5 separate regions of the Mus musculus genome follow, and all the other regions are linked to region 1. A link is a loop called in an ENCODE intact Hi-C map of the cell type or tissue named here. Cell type or tissue: left cerebral cortex. All regions are shown on one strand. Region 1 holds the start of Magi1 (membrane associated guanylate kinase, WW and PDZ domain containing 1). Region 2 holds the start of Gm52867 (a long non-coding RNA gene). Region 3 has its middle 95 kb from the start of Slc25a26. Region 4 overlaps Magi1 (membrane associated guanylate kinase, WW and PDZ domain containing 1). Region 5 overlaps Magi1 (membrane associated guanylate kinase, WW and PDZ domain containing 1).

Evidence for each region. Peaks named below come from ENCODE experiments on the same cell type or tissue, not always from the same donor. Only the 100,000 strongest peaks of a DNase experiment are listed, where the experiment ranks them.
Region 2: it touches region 1 in a loop (2.7-fold over the local background); 7 of 42 quality-filtered maps call a loop at or near these places.
Region 3: a loop joins it to region 1, with 5 times the contacts of the local background. A loop is called at or near these places in 6 of 42 quality-filtered maps.
Region 4: a loop joins it to region 1, with 2.4 times the contacts of the local background. A loop is called at or near these places in 4 of 42 quality-filtered maps.
Region 5: it touches region 1 in a loop (2.4-fold over the local background); 7 of 42 quality-filtered maps call a loop at or near these places.

What each region holds. Positions count from the first base shown.
Region 1 is chr6:94,280,938-94,285,937 of GRCm38, forward strand. Magi1 (membrane associated guanylate kinase, WW and PDZ domain containing 1) reads right to left here and starts at 2,980. Exons shown (of 24, transcript NM_001029850.4): 1 at 2,073-2,980. The coding sequence starts at 2,385. It overlaps Gm31661 (a long non-coding RNA gene), which reads left to right and starts at 2,984. Exons shown (of 5, transcript XR_377886.4): 1 at 2,984-3,992. In left cerebral cortex, CTCF peaks have their summits at 1,516, 2,046, 2,978 and 3,776; DNase peaks (open chromatin) are centred at 893, 1,538, 1,894, 2,960 and 1 more place; H3K4me3 peaks cover 3,738 bases; H3K27ac peaks cover 2,626 bases.
Region 2 is chr6:94,224,480-94,229,479 of GRCm38, forward strand. The region is part of intron 1 of Magi1 (membrane associated guanylate kinase, WW and PDZ domain containing 1); the gene reads right to left. All of the region lies in intron 1 of 4930511A08Rik (RIKEN cDNA 4930511A08 gene), which reads right to left. It overlaps Gm52867 (a long non-coding RNA gene), which reads right to left and starts at 3,375. Exons shown (of 2, transcript XR_003956333.1): 1 at 1-3,375. In left cerebral cortex, a CTCF peak has its summit at 1,995; DNase peaks (open chromatin) are centred at 896, 1,044, 1,576 and 2,022; H3K4me3 peaks cover 422 bases; H3K27ac peaks cover 1,688 bases.
Region 3 is chr6:94,402,737-94,407,736 of GRCm38, forward strand. No RefSeq gene overlaps it. Among named protein-coding and RNA genes, the nearest start is that of Slc25a26, 95 kb to the right of the region's middle. In left cerebral cortex, no CTCF peak of the experiment used is centred here; DNase peaks (open chromatin) are centred at 2,796 and 3,115.
Region 4 is chr6:94,156,414-94,161,413 of GRCm38, forward strand. All of the region lies in intron 1 of Magi1 (membrane associated guanylate kinase, WW and PDZ domain containing 1), which reads right to left. All of the region lies in intron 1 of 4930511A08Rik (RIKEN cDNA 4930511A08 gene), which reads right to left. Among named protein-coding and RNA genes, the nearest start is that of Gm52867, 69 kb to the right of the region's middle. In left cerebral cortex, no CTCF peak of the experiment used is centred here; a DNase peak (open chromatin) is centred at 3,086.
Region 5 is chr6:94,181,131-94,186,130 of GRCm38, forward strand. All of the region lies in intron 1 of Magi1 (membrane associated guanylate kinase, WW and PDZ domain containing 1), which reads right to left. The region is part of intron 1 of 4930511A08Rik (RIKEN cDNA 4930511A08 gene); the gene reads right to left. Among named protein-coding and RNA genes, the nearest start is that of Gm52867, 44 kb to the right of the region's middle. In left cerebral cortex, no CTCF peak of the experiment used is centred here; DNase peaks (open chromatin) are centred at 1,881 and 2,539; H3K4me3 peaks cover 323 bases.

The DNA of each region.
Region 1 (5,000 bases):
CATCTTCACAGTAACTGTGCCCATGTCATTATCACATGTGACAGTCTTTATAATGTGGTGGATTCCACAGCACTCATAGCCTATTGCAAGGCTGTTCAGAAGCACAAGCCCACTCTCTCCCTTTGTGAGCATTTCTGTTGGCAAAAGACAGCCCTGATCATAGGACACCTGAAGGCACTATAATAACTGTCAAATCCACAGGCATCTCCCACCACCACCACTAAAGTGCACACAGAGGGGTGAGAGAGAGGAAGGGAGAGTGGAGAGGGAGAAGGGGTACTAGCTAGCTCCAGGGTCTCTGCAAAATAGTGGAAGAGCTCAGCTTCTGGAAGCTTCTTGCCCATGGTCAACAAGTCTTAGGACCCATTTACCACCACCCAGACATCCTGCCATCCTGCCGGATGAGAAATCTTTCTGCAAAATGAGCCTGAACTCAAACCCAATGCTGCCCCCCTCCCCCAATAAATAAATGCCTGTCACAGTGTTATCTCAACAGCTCTACCAAGTCATAAACACCCGGGGAACTGGCATTAAATTCCTAGCTAAAAACTGAATTGCTAACTGCTTAAATCCAACTCCAATACAACTCGCTTTTCCTGAGCACTTACTGTGAACCAGCACACTTCCTCGGTTATGATTTTACCAGAAACTCCTAAGGACAGATTCATCAAGCAAGGCCAAGTAGCAGGATATGGACATTCCACTGTTAGGTGTCAGCCTCTGCGCTCCCAACAGGATAGAAAGGCCTGGCTACTAGGCTCCCCGCACACAGTACTGCGCTCATCCTCCGGTCATCTGGAAGCGGCCTGCTGCTGAGAGCGCTGGCTCTCCCCGCTTTCCTTTGACACGTTTCCTTCAGCTGCTGCCATCCTGACAGGAACATATGGCAACTTTTCACCACATTCAACTCTGCCACCTCCTCTGGTGCTTTCATCTGGGAGAACCTGCGTCACAGCACTTGGGTGCAGGAGGGATGCCTCTAAGGACTGCAGCTATGCTCCGGTGGCTAGCTACAGGATCAGACCATTGCTCAGACCAAACTGCGAGGGAGTACTCTCCCACGGCCATCCTTACCCTACAGAAAGCCATCCTTATCCTACAGACTTCTAGGGGAGGATTTGCTTCCCCACCCCCACCCCAAAACTCAGGTCCCGAAAGTCGTCCCCTCAAGCCCTCCTCCTCCTTGCTCAAGGTTTAACAAAAAAAGACCCATACACTTTTGGTAGTTGTGTGACCTTGGGCAAGTCATTTACCTAAGGTCAGACCCGGCTTACTTATTGTAATATAGGACTTACAAAAACCGAGTCGTTCTTATAGCATTGATGTGAATCAGAATGAGATAATGCAATTAAACCACTTTACAGACAGCCTCTCACATAACACGCTAACAATGAATTGTAACTCTCAACAACCATCATCAATAAGGACGACGGTGCAAGAGGAGGAGGTGGCTGGGTAAACTTGGACTAGATTCGCGCCAAGCGCTAATCACCCCTTCCCCCACCGTAGGTCTCCACAAGGAGGAGACACAGACGTCACCCCGCTGTGGGGTGATTGCGGGCTCTGCAGGAGGCTGGATTAAGGACTCCAGTGGGTTATAACCCAGCCCCACCTGGAGGGGTTGCAGGATGAAGGCAAATTCTGTGATGGAAGAATTCCAATCAACCATAAATAGACCCTCTCCTTCCACGACCCACTCTCCAGTTCAGGGAAACAGGCAGTGGCAAGCCACCAGCTCCGTGAGCTCATCCATCCCGTAAGGGGCTGGGGGAAGCGTCCACCTTAGCCTCCCTCAGTTCCCCATCTGCCTTAAGGTGAAGGCGAGGCTGCGCAGCACTAGGTGGCTACGACCTAGAAGTTGGCAAACCAGACCTGGGAAGCATCTCCCCGCTTCCCGGCGCAACCCCGGCCCCAGCCCGCCACGCAGGTGGGCGCACAGCCCACAACCTCACAACTTTGAGTGCATCTGGTCCGGGCCTCAACTTTGGCTCACAGCACTCGGAGCAAACGGCGCCCCCTCAGGCCTCCCCTCTTTTTCGGGGTGCGCCCCCCAAAGGCACGCCCCGTCTTACCTTGTCTGACGGCTTTGAAGGTGACGGCCTCCTTGCAGCTGTCGATGACTCCCAGCACGTCATAGCGGGGCAAGCCGGACACCCGGACCCCCTGCACCTCCAGCAGCAGCTCACCTTCGGCCAGCTTCGGCCCCTCGCCACCGCCGGGAAGCCCCGCCGCCTCGGCCGCCGCCACCGCCCCCACGTACGGAAACTCCCCATGCTCCGCGCCCCCCAGGACCGTCACCCCCAGCTCGCCCTGGGGTCCCCGCTTCACGGTGCACTCGTGAACGCGGCCAGTCCAGTGGTTCTTCTTCTGGATCACTTTCGACATGATGAGTTACAGCCCCTCCTCGAAAACAAAATTCAAATTAAAGAAAAAAAGAAAAAGAAAAGAAAACTGCTAAAACGAGAGACAGGTGCCCCCACAGCACGAGCCCCCGGAGCGGCGGGCTCACGGGAGAAGCATCTCTCGGAGCGCGGGAGCGAGCTACTCGAGCCTCCTCGCCCGACTCTCTCGCGCTCTCAAGCCATCATAAAACAAACTTTCCGGGCTCCGTGAAGAGCCCTGCACGGGCGCCCGCGAGCTTTGTTTGCATTCCGGTGCCTCCGGGTCCGCGTTCCGGCGCCGACCGCGCTCCCGGGACCAGAGTCCACTCCGGCGCCGCCCGGGCCCGCTCTCCGCTCCGCGGCTCTCTCCACACACGCCGCGCCTGCTCCGCGCCGGCCGGCCGCTCCTCAGCGCGAGGGAAGCCCTTTCCAAGCTAGTTGCCGGGAGCCCTGGAGACGCGACGGCGCGGGGCGGGGGTGAGGGGACGCGAGGGAAGTGGCCGCGGCCCCTTTAAGCAGATACAAAGGCTCGGCTTGTTTTGTTACAGTTCATTCTACTCCGCGCGGCGGAGCGCAGCGGCCGGCTGGAGAGGAGACGCGCGCGCATGCGCCCGGCGGCCGCCCGCGGGCAGGCCCGCCCCACCCCTCCTCCTGGAAGGGAGAGATTCCAACGCGCCTCCCGCGGGGTCCTAGGGCCGACCCTTCATTGACGCCAACTTGCTCCTCTCCCTGCACCCCTAGAATTCCTCCTCTTGCAGTGTGGTCGGCTCAGCCAGAGCCTTTTGGGGGAACACGTGTGCTTGCCCGACTCCAGCTCTCGAACTTTTGGAACACAGAGAATTTGGCTTTGGTGTTTGCAAATCGTTTCAAACAGGTGGGGGCTGGGAGACCAATTCAGCGCGGGGCTCACACTCTTGCTGCCTACCCGGGTCCCTCCTCGTCCTCCGCTAGTGCCTGGCCACGCCATCGCTCACGCGCCTTCCGCCACATTTCCGCGCCTGCTCCCCGCCCAGGGGTTCAAGTCCACATGCGGAGCCTGGCTCTTGTCTCTGTGACCCTGAGGACCCGAATCAACAAGACCCACACACCCTCTGCATCCCTGTCCGCGCCCACCAAACGCACCTACACATACGCTCCCATCGTTAAACTTTGGGGCCAACTTTTTAGGACAAGGAAAAAACTGCCAGCGAGCGAGAAAAGCCAAAGCTAGCGTGGCCTTTTTACCTAAGACTTCTCGCTGGCCTCTCATTGTCCTTCCAGCAAAGGGGGCGGCGGTGGCCAGCCCCCTTTGGCTTCTAGGAGAGCCGAGAAACCTAAGCACTGCTTTGGGGAGTAAAGATCACCGCAGGGTGCGGGTCCTGCACAAGCGTGGGCGAGCCGGCCACCTCGGAATTCGCCGCCCAGAGGCGGGGTCCAGTAATCGGGGCACTGGTGAGGCCGGGACAGAAAGAACAGCCCCCACCGCCAAGAAGCCAGTGCAGTGGTGGCCCTAGCGGTTTTGTTTATTTTTCAGTGGTTTCCAATGAGTTCCTCTTTGGTCACGGACTTGAGAATCTACTAGATAAAAGGAGCTGAGTTGGAGCCACTCAGAGAGATGAGGATGTCACTGAGGTGGGTCGAGAGGATAGGTCTGAAGTTCAGATTCCGCAGGCATCTTAAGTACAACATTAAGTGAAGACCTTCCACTTGCCAAGGCTGGAGGAATACAATCACTCCCACCCCCACCCCCACCCCCTCCTCCACCCCCACCCCCACCCCACCCCACCTCACACACAGAGTTGTTAGAAATAATACATAGGCACTGGAAACTTGCAAAGTAAATAATTTATGGTGGCATATAAAATTTCACAGTCTGATAACTGGGGGGGGGGGGGGTGTCAGAGTCCTTAGTGGTTGGGGTTGTAATCCCCTCTCTAGAACATAAGCATACATTTAAGCTCTTCAAGCCCTGTTTCTAGAGAGCTATTCTAAGTTAATAAGAATGAGGGCCTGGCGTTTTACATCTGTAATCCTGGTACTTGTGAGGCTGAGGCATGGGGACCAAGAATTCAAGGCAAAGTCTAGGAGAGGATGGCCTGGGCTCCCTAAGACTGGCTACACACAAAAAACCGTCTTGCTCCTGATTATTTGAAAAGGTGAAAGGAATTTCATGTCTCTGGTGTTTTGTTGTTGTTTTTTTTTTTTTTGGTTTTGTTTTTGGGGGATTGGTTGGTTGTGTTTTCCCCCAAGTGGTGATAGTGGTGTTGGGGGAGGGGGGCTGCTTTTTGGTTTTGTTGGTTTTGGTTTTACTGAGGTCAAATGAGCAGTCCCTTCAAACCTAACTGCCAAACCCTAACAGAGATCTAGCCATCAGCATCTCTAGGATGTTTTAATTTGCTTTTTGTTGCTATAATAAAACACTAACCAAAACCGACTTAGTCAAAAAGGGTCTATTTGAACTTAGAGCTCAGGAATGCACCTTACTGGTTTGCTTCTCCTGGATTGCTCAGCTGCCTTTCTTCTACATCCTAGGTCCACATGCCCAAGGATGGCACCCACCACAGTGGCCTGGGTCCTCCTGCAACAGCCAGCAATCAAGAGAATGCCCTATAGGCATAGCTACTCCCCAGGTCCGCTACC
Region 2 (5,000 bases), 56 kb before region 1:
GCAGCAAATCTGAGACTGCACCACCACGATCCCTGATCCCTCACTGTTGGCTGTTAATTTTGTTCACCTTTGTTCAGCAGTGTGCCTGTTACTTGCCATATGCACACACATAAAAAGTAAACCTATAAAAAAAAATAGAGTATAAAAACTAAGGCTTACCCTATACGGAAAAACTGCATAAGATCCAGGTTCCATTCTAAGAACTTTGTGTAAGGCAAGGGATACGCTTGCTACAAATGCTAATCAAAAGCACAGAGAGGCTAATTTACTCAAGGCACACAGCTTCTAAGTAGTTAGTTTAGAATCAATCTTTTGGGGGTGGGGGTTGAGTAGCATGTTGATGTGTGTCCAGGTACAATGTATCTGAAGCTACAAGTGCTCATGGTATGTGCCTGTGTGTGGAGACCAGAGATCAACCTTGGTTGTCATTTCTCGGGATGCTGTCATTCTTGTATTCTGCTAGGTTAGCTGGCCAATAAACCCCTAAGGAACTCCCTGCCCTTGCCGCTCCAGTGCTAGGATTACAAGTACCTGCTAGCACGTCTGGCTTTCCCACCTGTGTTCTGGATATCAAACCCAGGGGCTCATGGATGTGCAGCAAACACTTTACTGACTGAGCTATCTCTTTCTTCTCCCCCAGCCCGTGGTCTTACTCAGGGCATCCTGGCACCTTCCCAAGACAGCAGCAACTTTCTCTGTCCTGCTCACTGAAGGTGCTCTGAGAGCCTAGCATGCTGGGAAGTGAGCATTGCAGAAGACTGACTCAACTCTGGCCCTAAATGGTTTTCTGGCTCCGATCCCACCCAGATGATCACTAATCATGGCTCCTACGGCCAATCCCACTGTTGACTCTGCCTTCATCACAATCACAGGGGCCATCGGAATCACAGCACAGCCGTGAGTCAGCTCCCGGTGTCTTCATTCACAAGCAAGGGTTTTAAGGACCCAAAAAGCAGCACTGCCCTTTCTCAACAAGCTTAGATATCTATCCTGTTTACTCTTCTTTCTTAAGTCCAGGAGCCAGGCAGGGACCAATTTAGAATAGTCAAGGCTCGTTTCTTGTTTCTTGCCACAGCTAAACACAGAAATATCAAGATCTCTGGAAAAAATGCAGGGTGTGGTGGCACATACGCCTTTAACGGCAGCACTGGGGAGGCAGAGGCAAATGGATCTCTGTGAGTCTAATGCTAATCTGGTGTACATATCAAGTTCCAGGCCAGCCAAGGCTATATAGTGAGACCCTGACTCAAAAGGACAAAGCAAGCAAACAAACAAATGGAAAAATGTGAATTGGGAATTAAACATAAAATCCAGTCCAATTTGCTTACAGTTATTTGTCAAACGGAGCACAGCCTCAACCTAGCACCTCCCCCAACACACACACACACACACACACACACACACACACACACACACACTCAGATAACAATGTTTGTATCTTTAATAAATCACATTCCCAGGCTGGGAAGGAACCTGTTGCTTAACCGAAAAGCTGTCCAACAAAAACCATCCTAGCAGCTAGACTCCCTTTCCTTCAGGAGCAGTTGGCTGAGGCTCACAGGGACATGTGGTTTCTGCTATTCTTACTCTTCAGGGTGGTGCTATTTTTCCTCTAAGCACCGTAGCCCAGCAACCCCAAGGAAACCTGATTAACTTCCTCAGGGATGTGCTTGTAAAACTCAGCTCTTGTGGCTTCGGGGAAATCTAAATGGCTTCCCTCTTCCTTCATAAAAACCTTAAAATGCTCACAGAGGAGATTAGCAAAAACCGGAACTTGCTTCTGATATCACTATTCTTCGTTCTGTTTTTGAAATGTGGGTCAGGAGTAGGCATTATGCCCCACCTCTTCAAAGAACTGCTTCATTAATAAACTCAATAGCTGGAGTCTAGGGTTCCGAAATGAACAGCTACATGGACTGTGTCAGGTGATGCAACCAAAACACAGAACCATCCTGCTCCAAAGAGATGCTGGAAAGTAGTTCACGCCGGCCGCAGCTGGAACTGCAGAGAGGAGTCCTTCTGAACACACAGGCTAGAGACTCAAGAAGCAGCAGCTAAGCACTGAGTCACTGCAAACTGGTAATGACAAGCCGGAGGTTCTCATATGACATGTCTCTTAGCAACTGATGGCCCTGGATATCAGGAAGAAAAGTGAGGCAGGGGAATATGAGGGCAGGACCAGACATAACTTACTCAGGACTGTGGTACATCATATGTGGGCCTTATCATTAACTGATATTTTTAAAAGGAGTGTGCTGGAGCTAGGGATGCAGTTCAGTGGAAGAGCACATACTTAGAGTATGTGAGGTTCTGGGTTTGACCCTCAGCACCAAAAACTATAAAATAAAAGGTAGTGCGCTTGGATATAATAACTGATAAGGTTTCAGTTCCTCTTAAGTTCTGTCACTCAGGCAAGTGTCTCATCTAGTCCCTACTCTAGCCCAGAATGATGTCATTCTGGTAACTACGCCGAGAGGTGGGCACCACTGCCATCTCCAACTCCCTGGGGATACTCTAGCATGGCACAAACCTCATGGCGTCACCTGCCCAAGAGAAGACACCTGGAAGGGCAGAAAGCTGAAGTTCTTCCTCACTGCAGCCACATAGGGGACACAGGGCTTCATCTGTCCACCCCAGGCAAGCAGACTTAAAATCTCTGACTCCATCACCGCTCTTCACTTTAGACAATGAAGGTAATCACAGTATCCTCAAAGCACCAGTCCCCAAATAGCTCGAAGGACAGACACTCAATATAAGCTAAATATAAGTAATGGAACTATATCCTTAGAACATTTAACAAGTACACTCCAATGGCTCGTCAACATTTCAAATATGATGGATGCATTCAGAAGATAATAATCTCACCTTCCCATCTAAGCCCCAGCAAGTCACTGAGGTTCTCTTAAGACATGCCCAGGGTGAGAGGACCAGAGCTATGTGAATTTGCACACAGTGCAAGAGCTAGTTGTAGGAGTGGTTGGCCTGCTCAATCCCTTTACATAATTATACACTTCTGCTCTTCAAACTTAAAGAGATTCACCCCGGTTCAGAGCCAAGACAAATTCATCTAAGGATAAAATTAGGATGGGTGGTAGCCCTGACTGGCCTTGAACTTGCTACAGATACCAGACTGGTTTTCAACCTAGAGCTATCCTCCTGTGTCTGCTGCCTCATCATCCCAGGTGTGGGATACCACACCAAACGTTTGATTTCTCAAGGATCTCAGTAAAGTCACTGGAAATGTTCAAAATGGCAGTATCATAAGAATGCTAGTTTTAATGTTACAATTTTCTGCTTCCAAATGGGAAGGGAGAAAAAGAAGAATGGAGGAGGAGGAAGGAAGGGAGGGAGGGAGGAAGGGAGGGAGGGAGGGAGGGAAGAAAGGTGAGAGGGAGTGAAGGAGAGAAGGAAGGAGGGAAGGAGGGAGGGAAGAAGAGAAAAAGAAATTGAGCTAAATTGAATCTATCTCAACTCACTGTCAGTAATGTTGGTGTTCTGTGACAATATTGACATTTCCTTCAAATAGGCAGTTAGTAAATAATCATATATTGAAAAAATTTTTTTAAGTTTCAAGAACCTATAACCATCACTGTACTAAACCAGCACAATCCCTAAATACATTCTAAATATTTATCCTTATTCCCACAGATAAACCCCTCATCAAGGAAACCTCTCTTTGAAACAGATAGAAAGCACAATTGATAAAATCACAGAGTTGTAGGGACCAGTCCCAGATGAGACATCTGTCATATAACTTCTGCACCTCAGGCCCAGGGATCATTCTGGAAAAGGAGCAGAAGGATTCTAAGAGCCAGAGGTACACAGAGTTTGCTGTGAAACTGAATCTCTTAGAAATGTCAGAAACTATACACATGAAGTCTCACCTAAACATGGTTTAAACAAGGTTGACATCAATAGACATGCTCATGTGGCAAGAAGAAAGCCCGTGAGGGCTCAACTCTACACAATAAATACAAGCAACAAGGAATCCTCAGAGAGAAATAAGTCTTCCCCAGGAAAGAGCACCCCAACTGGTTATCCAGTACCAAATAGTCCTGAAAGTGTGTGTGTGTGTGTGTGTGTGTGTGTGTGTGTGTGTCTGAGTGTGTGTTTCTGAGTGTGTGTGTTTGTGTCTGTGTGTGTATCTGTGTGTGTGTCTGTGTGTATATGTCTGTCTGTGTGTGTGTGTGTGTGTGTGTGTGTGTCTGTATCTGTGTGTGTGTGTGTTTGTGTCTGTGTGTGTGTCTGTGTCTATGTGTCTGTGTGTGTGTGTCTGTGTGTGTCTGTGTCTGTGTGTGTCTGTGTCTGTGTGTGTATGATATTATATGTAGTCAGTGATCACTCTCAGTACTCAACTAATCGAGGCAGGTGGACCTCTGTGAGTTGGAGGCCAACTTGATCTATATGTGGGTTCTAGGACAGCCAGGGCTACAAAGTGAGACCTTCTCAAAAACCAAAACATATAGATAGAGATAGAGAGAAATATGAAGGAGGAAAGAAGGACACACACACATTAAAGAAAAAGAGACCATGAATTTAAAGGAGCAAGGGGTGGGTGTGTGGGAAGGTTTGGAGGGAGGAAAGGAAAGGAAAGAGGAAAATGTAATTATAGTATAATAAAAAACATAGTACTAAAAAATAAAATAAAATAAAACGTCTCAAAAGGCCAAGATAAAAAAGTTGGGTGATTCCTACCTAAGCAGGTAAGAATTCTCACTTCACTGATCTTCATTTTCTTTAACCAACTGTAATATGACAGTCCAAGAAAGTTTTCAATAAGAACTGGAACACAGAAATATTTACAACCTTTCTGTCTCCTATGATTACCTTTCCAAGAAGGATCCTTGTGTAACAACTAACCCCAACTATCTCTCCTTAACCATTGAGAACATTTGTGCGTAGGACCAAAATGACCAGGCACAGGGCCCACGCAGGTCATTTAGCACAGAAGAAACTGAATTCAGAATCAAGGGTAAGTTAAGAACTTCTTTAGTTTTCTA
Region 3 (5,000 bases), 120 kb after region 1:
TGTGTGGGGCTCCTGACATTTTCTCTAATGCTTCCTTTTCCAATATATGGCTCCTGCTATCGTCTGTCTGATCTCCATCCTTGACTTAAAAAAAATAGAGAAAGAGAAAAGAAAAGGAAGAGGAAGAGGAAGAGGAAGAGGAGGAAGAGGAAGAGGAAGAGGAAGAGGAAGAGGAAGAGGAAGAAGAAGAAGAAGAAGAAGAAGAAGAAGAAGAAGAAGAAGAAGAAGAAGCAGCAGAAGCAGAAGAAGAAGCAGAGGAAGAAGGAGAGTGCTAGGCTTGACATGATGATGAACTAGCTATGGCATCTCAATGGAGGAAATGATAACAGAATGGCTTTTGAAAGAGTGTTAGAAATGTGTTCTTTTAAGCTTGATTGCTCATTTGTTCTGGGTGTGTGCATGCCACACTACACATGTGGAGGTTAGAGGACAGTTTGTAGGAGTTGATTCTCTTCTTCTTTCCCAAGGTCCTTGGGACTGAACTGAGGCCTTAACCCTCTGAGCCATCTTGCTAGGCCTAGCAAAAGTGTTGCTATGTTCATGCAGAACTCAGAAATCTGGACTTGAATCACAGAGGCCCCAGGGCTGAGCTAACAGCGTCCCAGCATCCTGGAAAGGAGCTGAAGCAGCACACGCTTGTTCAAGGTCCAGTTTCCTTTTTAAAGCATAGATGCCTTGTCACCTATCCTAAATTTAACTCTTTTTAAAACATAAAACTGTGGGTTGATTAAAACTAACTGTCTCAAAGTGAGTAATTCAGTGGCAGCTGGTTTATTCACTGTGTTGTAGTTACCATATCTACCCAGATGTTTTTACTAACAGATATTGAACTCCATTAGCATTAAACAATGCTGCTTCCTTTCCTCTCCCTCTCTTTCTGTAGCTTTCTGTCTGAAAGGGCCTCACGACGTAGCTCAGCCTAGCCTTGAACTCTCTGATTGCCCTGCCTTTGCCTCCCAGGGTGAAGACTACAAGTACCACTTCCCACTCTTGGCTGCTGGGAGCTGGGAGTCTGTACTCTATCTTTACAGACTTACCCACCACATTGGAAGCATCCAATGTGTAACTCTTTTTCCTTTTCCACTTAGCACAATGTTCTCAAGGTTCAGCTGTGTAGTAGCATGTACCAGGCCTTCATTCTAACAGGACACACTGCCTTAGGGCTTTATGGCTGTGAAGAGATATCATGACCGAGGCAACTTTCATAAAAGACAACATTTAATTGGAGCTGGCTTACAGTTTCAGAAGTCCATTATTGTCATGGTGGGAAGCATGCAGCCTTTGGGCAGACATGGTGCTGGAGATGAAGCTGAGAGTTCTACATCTTAACCAGAAGGCAGCCAGGAGAAGGCTGGAATTCCACACTGGGTGGAAGGCAAGCCTAGGAGACCTCAAAGCCCACCCTCACGTTGACGCACCTCCTCCAACAAGACCACACCTACTCCAATAAGGCCACACCTCCTAATAGTGCTACTTTCCATGGGCCAAGCATATCGAAACCACCACACATGCTGTCTCAAAATGTGATGGGTCACCATTTTAGAAAACTGCAAAGGCAATCAAGGTCCCACCCCTGTTCTCTGAAGTAGTTCATAAGAGTTTTCTGATCCTCCTTTGGAGAAAGGAATAAAATCCTCACTGGACGGGCTGGTTTTGTGTGTCAACTTGACATAAGCTGGAGTTATCACAGAGAAAGGAGCCTCCCTTGAGGAAATGCCTCCATGAGATCCAGCTGTAAGACATTTTCTCAATTAGTGATCAAGGGGGAAGGCCCCTTGTGGGTGGGACCATCTCTGGGCTGGTAGTCTTGGGTTCTATATGAAAGCAAGCTGAGCAAGCCAAGGGAAGCAAGCCAGTAAGAAACATCCCTCCATGGCCTCTGCATCAGCTCCTACTTCCTGACCTGCTTAAATTCCAGTCCTGATTTCCTTTGGTGATGAGCAGCAGTGTGGAAGTGTGAGCTGAATAAACCCTTTCCTCCCCAACTTGCTTCTTGGTCATGATGTTTTGTCCAGGAATAGAAACCCTGACTAAGACCATCAAGTGCCGTGAATGAACAATGAAAACAGCTTAAAGTAGGAGTTTATTTCCCTACATTTAGAGGGTGTAGTCCATCTCAGAGAGGAGAGTGTGACCCAGGAGTGGTACATTCAAGCAGGAAGAGGATCCGAAGCAAAGTCCCTCTGTGTGTTCCCGATGGGATCTAGTTATCTGTATTCTATGTCTAAGTGTAATTTGTAACACCATGCTTCTTGAAGAAAGGACCAAAGGTTTAACCAAAAGGTCTAAGCAAAATTGTCATCTGGTCTTTGGCATGAAACCAGTAAAAGTTCACCTTGGTAGCAGTATCAGAATCTAACTCACAGTTCTTTTTTTTTTTTAAGATTTATTTAATTTATATGTATACTTTATATGTATACTGTACATGAGTACACTGTCGCTGTCTTTAGACACAGCAGAAGAGGACATCGATCTCATTACAGATGGTTGTGAGCCACCATGTGGTTGCTGGGATTTGAACTCAGGACCTCAGGAAGAGCAGTCAGTGCTCTTAACTGCTGAGCCATTTCTCCAGCTCCCTAACTCACAGTTCTTAAGGAGGATGATGACACAGCACACTGCTATTCCCCCAAGCACGTCCTAGATTTTGCCTGGTTTATTCTGCTGCAACAGAGATCATACACTATTTGTCGGCATGGTGAATGGAAGGATGGGTGGATGTGGGGTGTAGAAAGAGTTAGGAAGTATTAAGTTAGGAAGTGACACCCTCATCCCAGGCCTGCCAAGTTGGATCTGCAGAGGATGTGAGCTTCTGAGAGCACCATCCTTGGAATAAAGAGGACCAAACAGAGGCTGAGTCAGAATGAGTCATGTGCCACTCAGATATCCCAGATGCCTCTGAGCCGGAGTAGCCCTACACCGTAATCGCTGCTGGCTGCCTAGGTGTCTCTTAGGCCTTTTAAAACTCTAATAGTCATAAGGTTCTGGGAACTGAAAAAAAGGCGTGGATATCTCTAGACTGCATTTACAAGGACCATATAGGTGAAAGAGTCAAGTGTCTGTCTGCATTGACGGCTCCCTTTGCAACTGCAGAAACCCAGGCCAGAGAAGTAGGCTCTATCTCAGCCAACACTTGCAAAGGTGCTGGCTGAGTCAGAGAGATGAGGCCTGCCAGAAGAAATCCCACAGGCATAACGGTAAAATCAATGCCAGTGCTTGAGAAAATTGAATTCATGAGACCAGAGACTATTAGTGAAAGGTGAAAAATCCATATTTTCCATCTCTTCCCAAAGCAGAGTCACCATCAGTGTAAGATGACCAGTGAGCATTGTTGACAGGAGACAGTGAAGACACCAGATTGCATGAATGGTGGGCATTTGGGAGCCTCCCAATGTTTCTGTGTTAGACTTTTCATTATTTTGAAAAAAAAAAAAAAAGACCAGAGAAAATAAACTTTTAAAAAAGATAAAATGTATTTGGGCTCAAGAGATCTCAGCCTATAGTCACTGCTTTTAAGCCTAAGGCAAGGCAGAGGCTGGCAAGGGCATGGTGGAACGGAGCTAGCTGCTCACTGAGTAATGGCCAGGAAATGTTGCCTGGGTCCAGTAATTTCACCTCTAGGGGTACAATGCGAATGTTCCCCAACCACCCTTCTTAATTATGCCTTAGTTCTGAAAGCCAGCAAGATAACAGAAGTGCAGTGCTAGCCCATCATTACTAGCTACAGTATCCAGGCCGTTTGAGTAAGTGCTTCAGGCCAGTTAAGAACACAGAGGGGGCACAGAGAGGCAAGGGGCTGAGAAGGCACTGACTGCCCCACAGTAGACTCCCTGCTCTCTCCCAAGATCCAAGATCTGACCTTTTAAAGTGCAGTGACCTTTTTCTTTCTTTTCAAGAATATTACTTGAAAATTTTCATAGTAAATACAATGTATCTTGATCAAATTCATGCCCACCCCACCCCTCCGGCTCCTCCATACACTCTATCACTGTTTCCTCCCAACCGTAGTAGCTTTAATGTACTCTGTTGAACTAGAATTACTGAAGCTTCTGGCACCAGACTTGCCCTCCAGTGCCTTCTCATTAAATGGTTTAGCTCCTTCCAACTGCAGGGCCTCCAAACGCAGAGTCCTGTTTTACTATTTTTTGTCACTACCCTCTGCCCCTGGTCAGGAGTAGGTAAAAAGAGGAGTTGGGGACAAGATGTTGATTGCTTCTAAAGGTGTATCCCCACTGATCTACTTCTTCCACCTATACATACCCCCTACCAATTCCAAATAATGCCGGAAGATTATAAATCCATAAATCCATTAATGGATTAATCTATAGATGGAGGCAGAGTCCTCATGACACAATTACTCCCCAGAAGTCTCATCTCTGAGACTAGGTAGATGGCTTAGTAAAGTACTTGCAGTGTAAGCATAAAAACCTGAGTCCAAATTCCCTAGCACCCACATTGAAGGAGGAGGAGGAGGAAGAGGAGGAGAACAAGAACAAGAAAAAGAAGCAGCAGCAACAGCAGCAGCAACAGCAACAACAACAGCAGCAACAGCAACAACAACAGCAGCAACAGCTGGGCACAGCAGCCTATACTTAGAATCCCAGAAATAGGAAGGAACAAGAGGGCCCCTGGAACTCGGTGGCAGTTATTCCAGCTGAATAGATGAGCTCCAGGTTCAAGTGAGAGACCCTGTCTCAAAAAGATAGAGATCGACTGAGGAAGACAGCCAACGTTAACGTCAGGCCTTCACACTCTTGTGTACCCACAACACACCCTGTGAATGCATACCACACATACCTAGCTCTCAACACTGCCTCATTAGGAATCAAGCCTTCGACCTGTAAGTCTGTTTGTTGTGTTGTTGTTGTTGTTTGAGACAGAGTTTCATTATATAGCCCTGGCTGTCTTGGAACTTGCTATATAAACCAGTCTGCCCCTGCCTTTCCAATACTGGGATTAAAGTTGTATACCACCATGCTTAGCGTTGTGTGAGCCTTTGG
Region 4 (5,000 bases), 120 kb before region 1:
ACATGTCCTATAGAAGACTTCACAAATGCAGTGCTATCCCAAGTAGCCCCACACAGCTGTCAAACTTGGCTATAAATTTGCAGTTTAGACCTGGGACAAGCGACCAGCTATAAAAATATTAGGTTAAACAATGAGACACATACACAGAGCTCTAAACAGATGCTGTATGTAGAAAATGCATCACAGATAATCATTGTGTTCACTGTGCACACTGGAAACTTTACACTTTCCAAAGCAGCATTCTCCACCCCGTACCATCTAGCAATACATAACAGGAAATCACTCCCTGCTCACAAAATCCCTGCATGGTTAAGGGACTCTAATTGAAAACTTTATTTCTTTAGTTATATTACAAGGGGAAAAGTTCCTAACCCACAGTCCTTCTTCACCCCTGCGCAAAAAGGAAAGAAAATGAATAAAGCAAAGAGTACATAAAACCTTCTAATGAATATAAAAACTAACAAATTTTACTATGCGATTTACTGACATCTCTGCTCATTCACTGTGTTATTTAAGATTATGTGGAAGTATAGACGTGAATTTAAAGACCGTGTAGACTAACTTGTGCTGCTTTAGAGAAATCTTTGTGATCAGACAACCTGGGAAAACAGTAGAGTATCTCATGGATTTTCCTCAAAAACTCCAGGAGCAGGAACCATGGCCAGGTCCATTTGACAGCTACAGAAACCGAGCTTAGAATGGGCTGTAAGCTCATCAAAGCAAGACAAACCCAGATGGGAGAGCACACCTAGAGGTCGCACCTAAAAGAGAACCGCACGTATTGTTCCCGTTTCCTCGCATAACACATAGGAAAGACACCAACACTCATATTTTAGGGGAAAAATTCAATAACAAGATTCTTTTCAAACTGTTTGTCCAAAAAAGCCACCTCATAAAAAGCGTGTTAGATGGTTTTTAAATGAACAAAATCTCCACACCCACCTTTCAGCTGTTCTTACGTCATCCAACGGAAGTCACTTTTCTACAAGGTGAAGGAAGGCAAGGTTTCCAGTGCAGAAAATTTATGAACTAGATATGCATTTTTACAGATTTTACTTGCTCTGTTGTTGTTTTACGTTTCATGGAAATTACAGTAAAACTGGTTTCTTCCTGAAAAAAAGGCACTTCAAAAATTGGTAGGGCCAGCAAGTCGACCCAACTGGCCATCAAGCCTGGATCACCAACCAGACTTCAATCCCCAGAACATACATGGTGGAGAGAAAACAGATTCCTGTACCATCCACTGTTAAAATCATCAAAGTCAAACTGGGGAGAGGGTTCAGCAGTTGAGAGCACTAGTGGCTCTTCTAGAGGACTTAGGTTCAATTCCCACCACCCACCTGGTAGCTAACAACTATCTGTCACTACAGTTCCAAGGAGTCCAACACCGTCTCTTCTGACCTCTGTAGGTACTACACATATATGGTGTGACATACATGCAGACAAAACATCCATACACATAAATCTTTTTTTAAAAAATCATTAAAATGACTAAAATAAACCATTCCACCCAAGTATTGAAAAAGATAATCAAATATCAATTATCAAATTGGAAAGGTAACTGATGACAGCCCTTCTATAAAATACATTATCAACCATTTTGAATGTTGGGATTTTGGTTGTCATTTTTAATCCAGACTAATAGAAGAGAGAAAATACAAACAGAATTCCATTAGAATAGTCCTTGAGAAGAACAAAAACTACTTCAAACAGTGGTAGGAACTCTCCACTTCACCCCAGTCAGGGCACACCAGAGGAACACACTCTCTCTAGCTCCGTCTGTAAGGGTGGCTCACAACAGCACCCTTCACAGTCTTCAGAGAGCCCGTCCCAGCTCTGAGCAGATCTTCCGGCATGGGAAATTTCACAACCATCTTTATTGTAGGCCAAAGCCACTTGCATCATTCACATTAATTACCTCATGAAAACCTGCAAGGTGAATGTTTACTGTTGTCATGGAACCTTCTTATGAGGTCAAAGCATACACACCCATCACTGTGACATTCCTAAACAGGACTGGACAGTATCAGGGAATGGTGGTGCTAAATAATGTCATTTATTAAAACATAAAAAATGTGCCCCTTTGCAGCTATCTATGATGTTCCTGGGGAACAGAGCAACATGTTCACAATTAAGAGAAACTTGGCAATGATCTGTCAGGCTTTTATCTTCCTTGTGTTGACTGAACAACAGGCATGACTGGCTGAACCTCCAGCAAGTGTGACTTCCTGCATCAGGACACCTCAGAAGGGCTGGCAGAAGGCCCAAGATAAGTGTTTCCTCTTAAAGCTCAGCACCTCTTTCCCAGTGCCTCTCTTTCCACCCAGTGCCATGATAGTGGACACAAACAAAAACAATAAATGAAATAGACACACACACACAAAAAAAAATCTATTGGCCCAGGGAGTTATATGACATCTTGAGAATTCAGAAATTAAACTGTTACCTCAGAATGAGAGGCTTCTGAGTGACACAATTATAATTCCTTCCAGAAGGCAAATCATGGCAGACACTACCTTTCTCTTCATACAGTAACCAGGCTCTCTTCCAAATCTCTGCCAAAAACAAAAACCCCTTGCACTATGACCGCTGACCATCATCTATTCTGCAGCCTTCTCTATCATAGGGAATAACTGAACCTAAATTCACTATGGTGTGAAGTGACAGGCACAAAGTTAACTAATTAAAGTCATTTACATAGTAAAATCTTATTCAAATTCATGTCAATGACCCCACATACACACATTAAAGTGGAGAAAGAATGTTGATCTAGACTATCCAGACAGTTATTTTTGGCCTTTGAAAGGATCCTTCAGTTATCAAACTATAGTAAGTATTAAGTCTAAACTATTTTAACCTCTCAGGCAACCTACTAATGATGCAGCCCTCCTTGGCAGCTAGAGGCACATAAGTGTCCTGCTTGTTCTATGACGAGACTCACTTGCCACTCTTCTGGCTCAGAAAGAAGAAAGGACTGACCCACTACCTACCAGCCAATCACAGCAGCCAATGGCAACAACATCAACAGGACACACAGAGCCTGGTTCCTGTTGTGGAGTCATGGGCTGATGAGCTAATGTGATTTTCTCCTAAAGACAGTGGTCAAAGGAAAATGTTACACAAGAACTCTAATTCAGACACCAGTAAGGAAACTAGAACAGGAAAAGAAACTGGCAACCAAAACCAAATTGAAGCCATCAGGCTATCTCTACATCAACAGAGATCGCAACATCAAAAGTACAACCATGTCCAGCACTGGGAGGAAGGTTATCAGGAAGGCAAAACATGATCATATGGGAGCTGAAAACAAACAAAAGGGCCTGGAAATCATCTAAACCTGGTTATCAGCAACTCCACAGTGGGGGACTTGCCTGAAGCAAAAAAAAAAAAAAAAAAAAACCCTTAGCCATGTGGGCAGATATTCAGAAACAAGGAAGTTTATCTCAAGAGTTCTTTAAACTAAAAGACACCCGAGCTACTACTCAGCAATGCTTACACAGAGAGAACAGCCAGCCCTCTGATGGAATGCCAAGCAAATCTTTAAAATGGTAGTATAAAATAATGTGTGTTTTTTAAAACATACAACATGTTCATGATTTAGTGGGAGGTGAAAATGAAAAAATGATGTATAAATTTCAATGCTGGTTTTTATTTTACATACACATATGAAGTACATCTAGACTAATATTCCTGAAAGATAACACTCATCAAATTTAGGGAAATTATAAGCAGGCTTTTTCTGAGAAGAAGTCTTTTCTTTCTAACTGTTTAATGATAACCCTGTACTATTTGCATCCAAATATTAATGGAAAATATGAGGTATTTCAACATCCTGCTACATGGATTGCTACTTATAGGCAAAATATTTTCAAGGAAAATAGCTATTTGTTCCCTAATATAAATTTAAAGCATAATCCCAACTATTTAACTCAGCATATACTCATTATTAGCTTTCTCCTTAAAATTTTTAAGAATAATGCCTTAAACAAAACATAAGCCAGAGTTTAATATGGCAGTAGGTCAGATGGTTCTTTCTATAAAATCCCTGCTCAAACAGACTCTCTCTACTTATCTGTTTCTGCTAAGAGTTGATCTAGAATCCGGCCTCAGCTATGTTCTAACATCAAATATTTATTCTTCTCAAATAAAAGTCCATTGACAACTGGAGAGAACGAAGGAAAAGAAAGAAAAGTGGGAAGGGGGCGGGTCTCAGGGAAGTTCTGTTTCAAAATATCTAGAGAAAAGCAGTAACAGAATTTAAATGACAACACACCAAGATGGCATTTATTTGTAAAAGTCAATACACATGTCCATATTACGGATGTACACATGCATGCATGTATAAAATTACACGTACATTTATATACATATATACAGTTTAAAGATCATTCATTTCTACAATTTGATTCTTAGCTCCTACTGCTTTGAAATATACACACGTGGAACAATTAATGAAAATAATAACAAGAGAATGAATTTTACACATGGATCTCCTTCCAACATGAAAAATGCCCTCACAAACCCTCAGACATGAAGGGAAATCTAGAGTCACTCTAAGCTCAATAATTTTCACTAAAAACATACACCTACAGGACCACTCTACTGTAGGCTTGGCAAGATCTTTAATCTCAGCACTTGGGAAGCAGCAGTAGATGGATCTTTCTAAGTACAAAACCAGTCTGGTTAATGTACTGAGTTCCAAGCTAGCCAGGGATACATAGTGAGATGCTGTCTCAAAACCAAATAGATGATAGATAGATAGATAGATAGATAGATAGATAGATAGATAGATAGATAGATAGATAGATAGATATGGTGTGACCCAAAAATTGATCACAGGATGGCAGGAAAGGTAGGTCAGCTTTATGAAAACCTGAGGTCACTTCAGAGGTGCTCACAGATAGCAGAGATGTCACCATGCTGTCAGAGAGATGTCATCCATAGTCACTATTTTGATATGACTCAGTTACAAACCCAAAGAGGTCAATAATAGAGGAACG
Region 5 (5,000 bases), 100 kb before region 1:
AGGACATGCTGGACTGCTAAACACGGGGGCTACCCCTCTCTCCCAAAAGGGAGCAGTTTTCATAGGTGTGACCATTTTTACTGGATCTTCTCCATCCTCACAAGAACCCTCTGAGTAAATATTTTTTATCTACATTTGGCAGACAAATCAATTGAAGCACCAAATATGGCAAATCTGTGATCATACAAACAAATTTCTTAAAAAAAAAAAAAATGCATCCTAATCCAGAGTCTGGCTCCTAAGTTCCTACTTTTCGCCACCATATATATATATATATATATATATATATGGTTGTAATTAAATAATTCTAAAGTGGTTTTTTAATGCTACATATTTTACAAGCAGTTTAATATATATTCACTTGTGTGTGCGTGTGTGCGGTGTACATGTGTGCCTGAGAGCACAGAGCAGAGGCCAACCTTGAGTGTTGCTCCTCCTGAGCTGACTACCCTGCCTCTAATCTATTGCATCTCTGCAGCCTCCTAACCAGAGCTTTTAATGGGCTTCCTGCCTACTAATGATCACGCAGTTTTCTGCAAGTATTAACCAGATTCTGACATTGAAAAAAAAAACCCATAATCTGTCACACTTGAAGGCCATTTTTGTTGTCTTGTATTTATCCAAAGGAACTTTTACTTGTATAGATTAAAGCTGAAAAGAAATTGTATTACACCATGATAAGGAGGGTTTCCTCTTAATCCAAACAGACTGTGGTACTAAAGATGAATAAGATGTTAGCAACAGAATGTTAATCATTTCCAGCTAAAAATATTTGTGCTGGCTCCAACACTCAGGTCCATCTGTCCTAATGGGCTCCTCCTCTCCTCCCTCTCCCCTCCCCACCCCTTCTTCCTATAGGGCTAGAGACTTACTGACATCAACAGGATCCTTCTAAACATCACATTCAGGGAAAATGAACTTTAAAAGGTGTGACTCTGCTTATGAAAATCCATCCTCAAATGGCATCAAGAACTCGGGGAGACACAAATGAAGAGTGATTTGGCAATAAATCAATGGGTCCCAGCAGGATTCTGTATAATGAGAAACTGCAGAGATAAAGTACTACTTCCAGCTCCAATGAGTCAACAGTAAACTGACTGGGCAAGGAAAGCCGGCTTGGTGGGGAGGTGTGCCTGTGGAAAGGGGTTTAGGCTGACCACCAGATCAACACCAGCCGGGAGTGTAACAAGGGGCCTAGAAAAGACAGGGGCTGTTAGGCTACATACTGACCAATAATCAAGGGAAGGCAGAGAGATCCAGCCTGGGAGGGGGCCAGCAAACTACACCTGAGTTCAGGGAGCATACCATGTTCCTTTGAGAAAAAGCAATCAGGAATGTGATGTATCAGAAACTTAAGCTATTACAGTAATATGATCTCTGGCTTTAAAACTGCAGCCCAGGCCCCTCCTCTGTATAGAGTCCCCTAGCATTCTTTTCCCACCCCCACCGGACCACATAAACTGCTCTGACATACATTAGTTGGCCCAATTTCCCCTGGAGGATATGGTTGTTTCCCTATTTTGTCCACTGATCCAGCCATGCAATGTAAAACAGGCACGTAACAGATACTGAGTAAACTGCATGAGTCCATTAATTCTTCTGAAAATACGGTGGACTCTTTACAACTGAAAAAGAGAAAGTGTAGGTGAAACGAACCTGACACTGAACGTTTAATTACGCATATTTTACTGATCACAAATCCTGACTATGAGATGAGCAAAATACTTTGCAGTCTCAGATCTTCCATTCATACTCAGATCTGACTCTCAGAGAGATGGGCAAATGGAAAATACAAGCTGCTGGGACTAAATAGAGACCATGCTAAGTTTGGGAGAGCAGACAGCATTTATCTCTCTGTACTATTATGGTGACCAACTAAGAAAAAAATAGGACACGTATGCTATGATGCTAGCAGGTGGAGGGAGAGGGTGGAAGACGCCAAGTTGGAAACCAGACTAGGCTATACAGTAAGACCGTCTCATAAACCAAAACAAGTAAGCCAGGAGGTGGTGGTGCACACCTTTAATACCAGCTCTTGGGAGGCAGAGGCAGGTGGGTACCTGAGCTTGAAGTCAGCCTGGTCTACAGAGTGAGTTCCAGGACAGCCAAGACTACACAGAGAAACCCTATCTTGAAAAGTCCTACTTGAAAAAGTAAGACAAAGTGTACCAAAGAACTTGATGCATGACCATGGTCCTCATATTATTAGAGTTTCGTCATTGTAATGTGCTGCATGAGGATCTATCTCCCTGTGGAAAGAGCCAGCTCACACTGACAGCGGAACCAACTGTGTGCAATGTTTCCCAGCTCTGCACACGGCGATAACAGTCGCCACCTATGTAACACCGGCCACGGCGGTGGTGTTTTGACAGTGGACCTGGGCAAGCACGACTCTCTTCCCAGAGCGGGCAATCAGCCAACAATCAGCACGCCCCTGGAATACTCTTGAGGATAGAATCTGGGCACTGATATTACAGTGAATTCACAAGTAGTTTTTCAGGCTGAACCAGGAGCGCTGCTTACACTGAAACTAGAAGACGCCACTTGTCAAGGGCGAGTGGGAAGAAATAATGCATTGTTTTCTCCCAGACTCAACTGCTCCTCCAGCCTGCAGGAATCCCAACTGTTCTCATTTCCTCTCCCGGCACTGCCACCATAACAAAAGCTTGGCCTTGGTCCCTCCATTCAACTGTGTCCTTCCACCTGGAAAGATTCTGAAACTGCAGTTCATAGGCAACTAGTCTCTTGGCTGAGGTTCTAAACACTTAAAACTTGCAAGGTCGCCTTTTAAGGCTGGAAGGTGTAGTTCCTTCTTTCCAAAATAACTACCTTCTCAAATAAAATCCAACCACAATGGGAGCTGTGGTGTAAGGAAAACGGCCACTTGTGATGTGTCTGTCATTACAGGCTGTAAGTGAGACAATGCACTCTTGTATTCAGAAGCACCCTCAACATGAACCAAACAGTTATAATCACAGATGCAGTCAGCGTTAGCCTTGTGGAATATGGTAATATGTGAGTGGGGCCTGCAAGTCTGTCTTAGATCACTTTCAGCAGTCAATGACAAATACCTGTGACAATGAACCTGTGTACAGAGAGAGCAACCTCCTCCGAGCAACCTATCTTTTCTTCTCCATCTAACACAAAGTTGCTATGCAGAGCAGTGCCCCTCCCTCCACCCCAGCAAACCCAGGGAACTCTGCCACTGCACAGACAGAGAACACAATAAAGGAAAAGGAGTTTACATCTATTCCAGAGTCGAGGCAATCCACACAAGACAATGCAGAACACCACCTCCTCAGCAACTTGAATCCTTTTGATGGTGCAAGAACACCGTAAAAGATGAAAACCACAACTACCATTCGCAAGCTAAACACCACAAACCACAACAGAGGCTCTGCATAAAGCTCAGTGGTGGGGTGCTTACTAGAAGTCACCCAGCCCTGGGCTGAATCCCCAGAACCCAAACCAAACAAAGGCCTCACACTCCAAACCAAATCAGCTAACTAACTCAGAGTAAGAAGGTGCGGGACACCAGACAGTTACAGAATGGAAAGTGGCCTAAGTCAGAAAGCCTGGGATCAGGAGAAGAGATAAAATGAGACACCTCATAACTTTCTATTCTATGTTCTAACCTTTCAGGAGATCCTACTCCAACCTTGCCAGCTAGCCCTTCCGAGTTCTCTATTAATAAAGTCTCTTTCCACTTAGGCTACCATTTGGAATAAAAACTGGCTCTTTATATGGTTTAGATGAAGTACTACCCTATAGTATCCTACATTATCCTACATTTTCTCAGTTAATCCAATCTACTAAAAAATAATCTTATAAACAGCTGATTTGAAAGAGGAAATACTACTACCTTAGGCTCTAACCAAATACATGTTCCATTGAAAAATGAGAATCCAGGGAAGTTGACATTTCTTTCAATAACGACCTTTAGAAACATTCTTAGTTCAACTTGAGTAATCCACTCATACATGCTGTCCCTGGAGTCCAGAGAGCATGCAGAGTGCAGCAGTGACTATACTGGTTATCATTTGTGATCCCACACAGTTTCATCCGGAGTCCCTGGCATAGTTTACAGTCCCCTGAAGACTTGATCAAGATGAGGGATCTTTTTCCATGATGGATATCTCATGAGGCTATTTGCCAAGAGACTTGATTTCAGCCAGAGAAGGTGGTGCTTGCCTTTAATCCCAACACTTGAGAGGTAGAAACAGGAGGATCTCTGGGAGTTTGAGGCCACCCTGGTGGACACTGAAAGTTCCCTTGGAATGGGGGGGAGGAGCCAGAGGCTACCCTAAGAAGAACGAGCAATTCCAAGGGTACAGTGAAGTTATGTTCTAAGCAAATAAACTAAGGGATGTACTTAAGTAGCCACTGTCATGGGTGGTAGACAGGCCATTGGGAAGGCAGCCATTGTTTCTGCCCTGGGACACAGTACGAGTTTCTCAGGAAAGACAAAAAACAAGTTCTAAAGGAAAAACAGAGGAAACTATTAGGAAGGGTTATGTTTCCCAGAATCTAGGGTGTCACATCAGGAACACCCTTAGAAAACGCCCTGAGGAGGAAGTCTGAAGTATATATAGCAACTAGCTCAAAAAATAATAGGCAATAAGGAATATTCCAGATGGAGAGAAATCAATAATTCCGGGCCAAAAACTGCGGAGGAAGGGGGCATTCAGAGCTAAAAGCAAGTACGTGATTGTCATGTGAGAGGTGCAAACTCTAAGAGTTGGGTGGGGTAAAGTCTGTAATGAGCCTCTCCAACACGTGAGGACAGAACGGGCCCTGAGGAACAGGAGGTGCCACAGTGGCACAGGTGAGTTGTGTAGTAGGAAACTCAAGAGGCTTCGCCTCTGCCAAACTTACTACTGTGTAGATTTTCTTTTGTTAGAGATGGGGTTCTCCCACAAACTGTGACCCTCTTTCCTCAATCTCCCCAGCAATCTGTACCTGACCGATGGTCAGTCTTCTGGAACGGTATCTGAAACCAC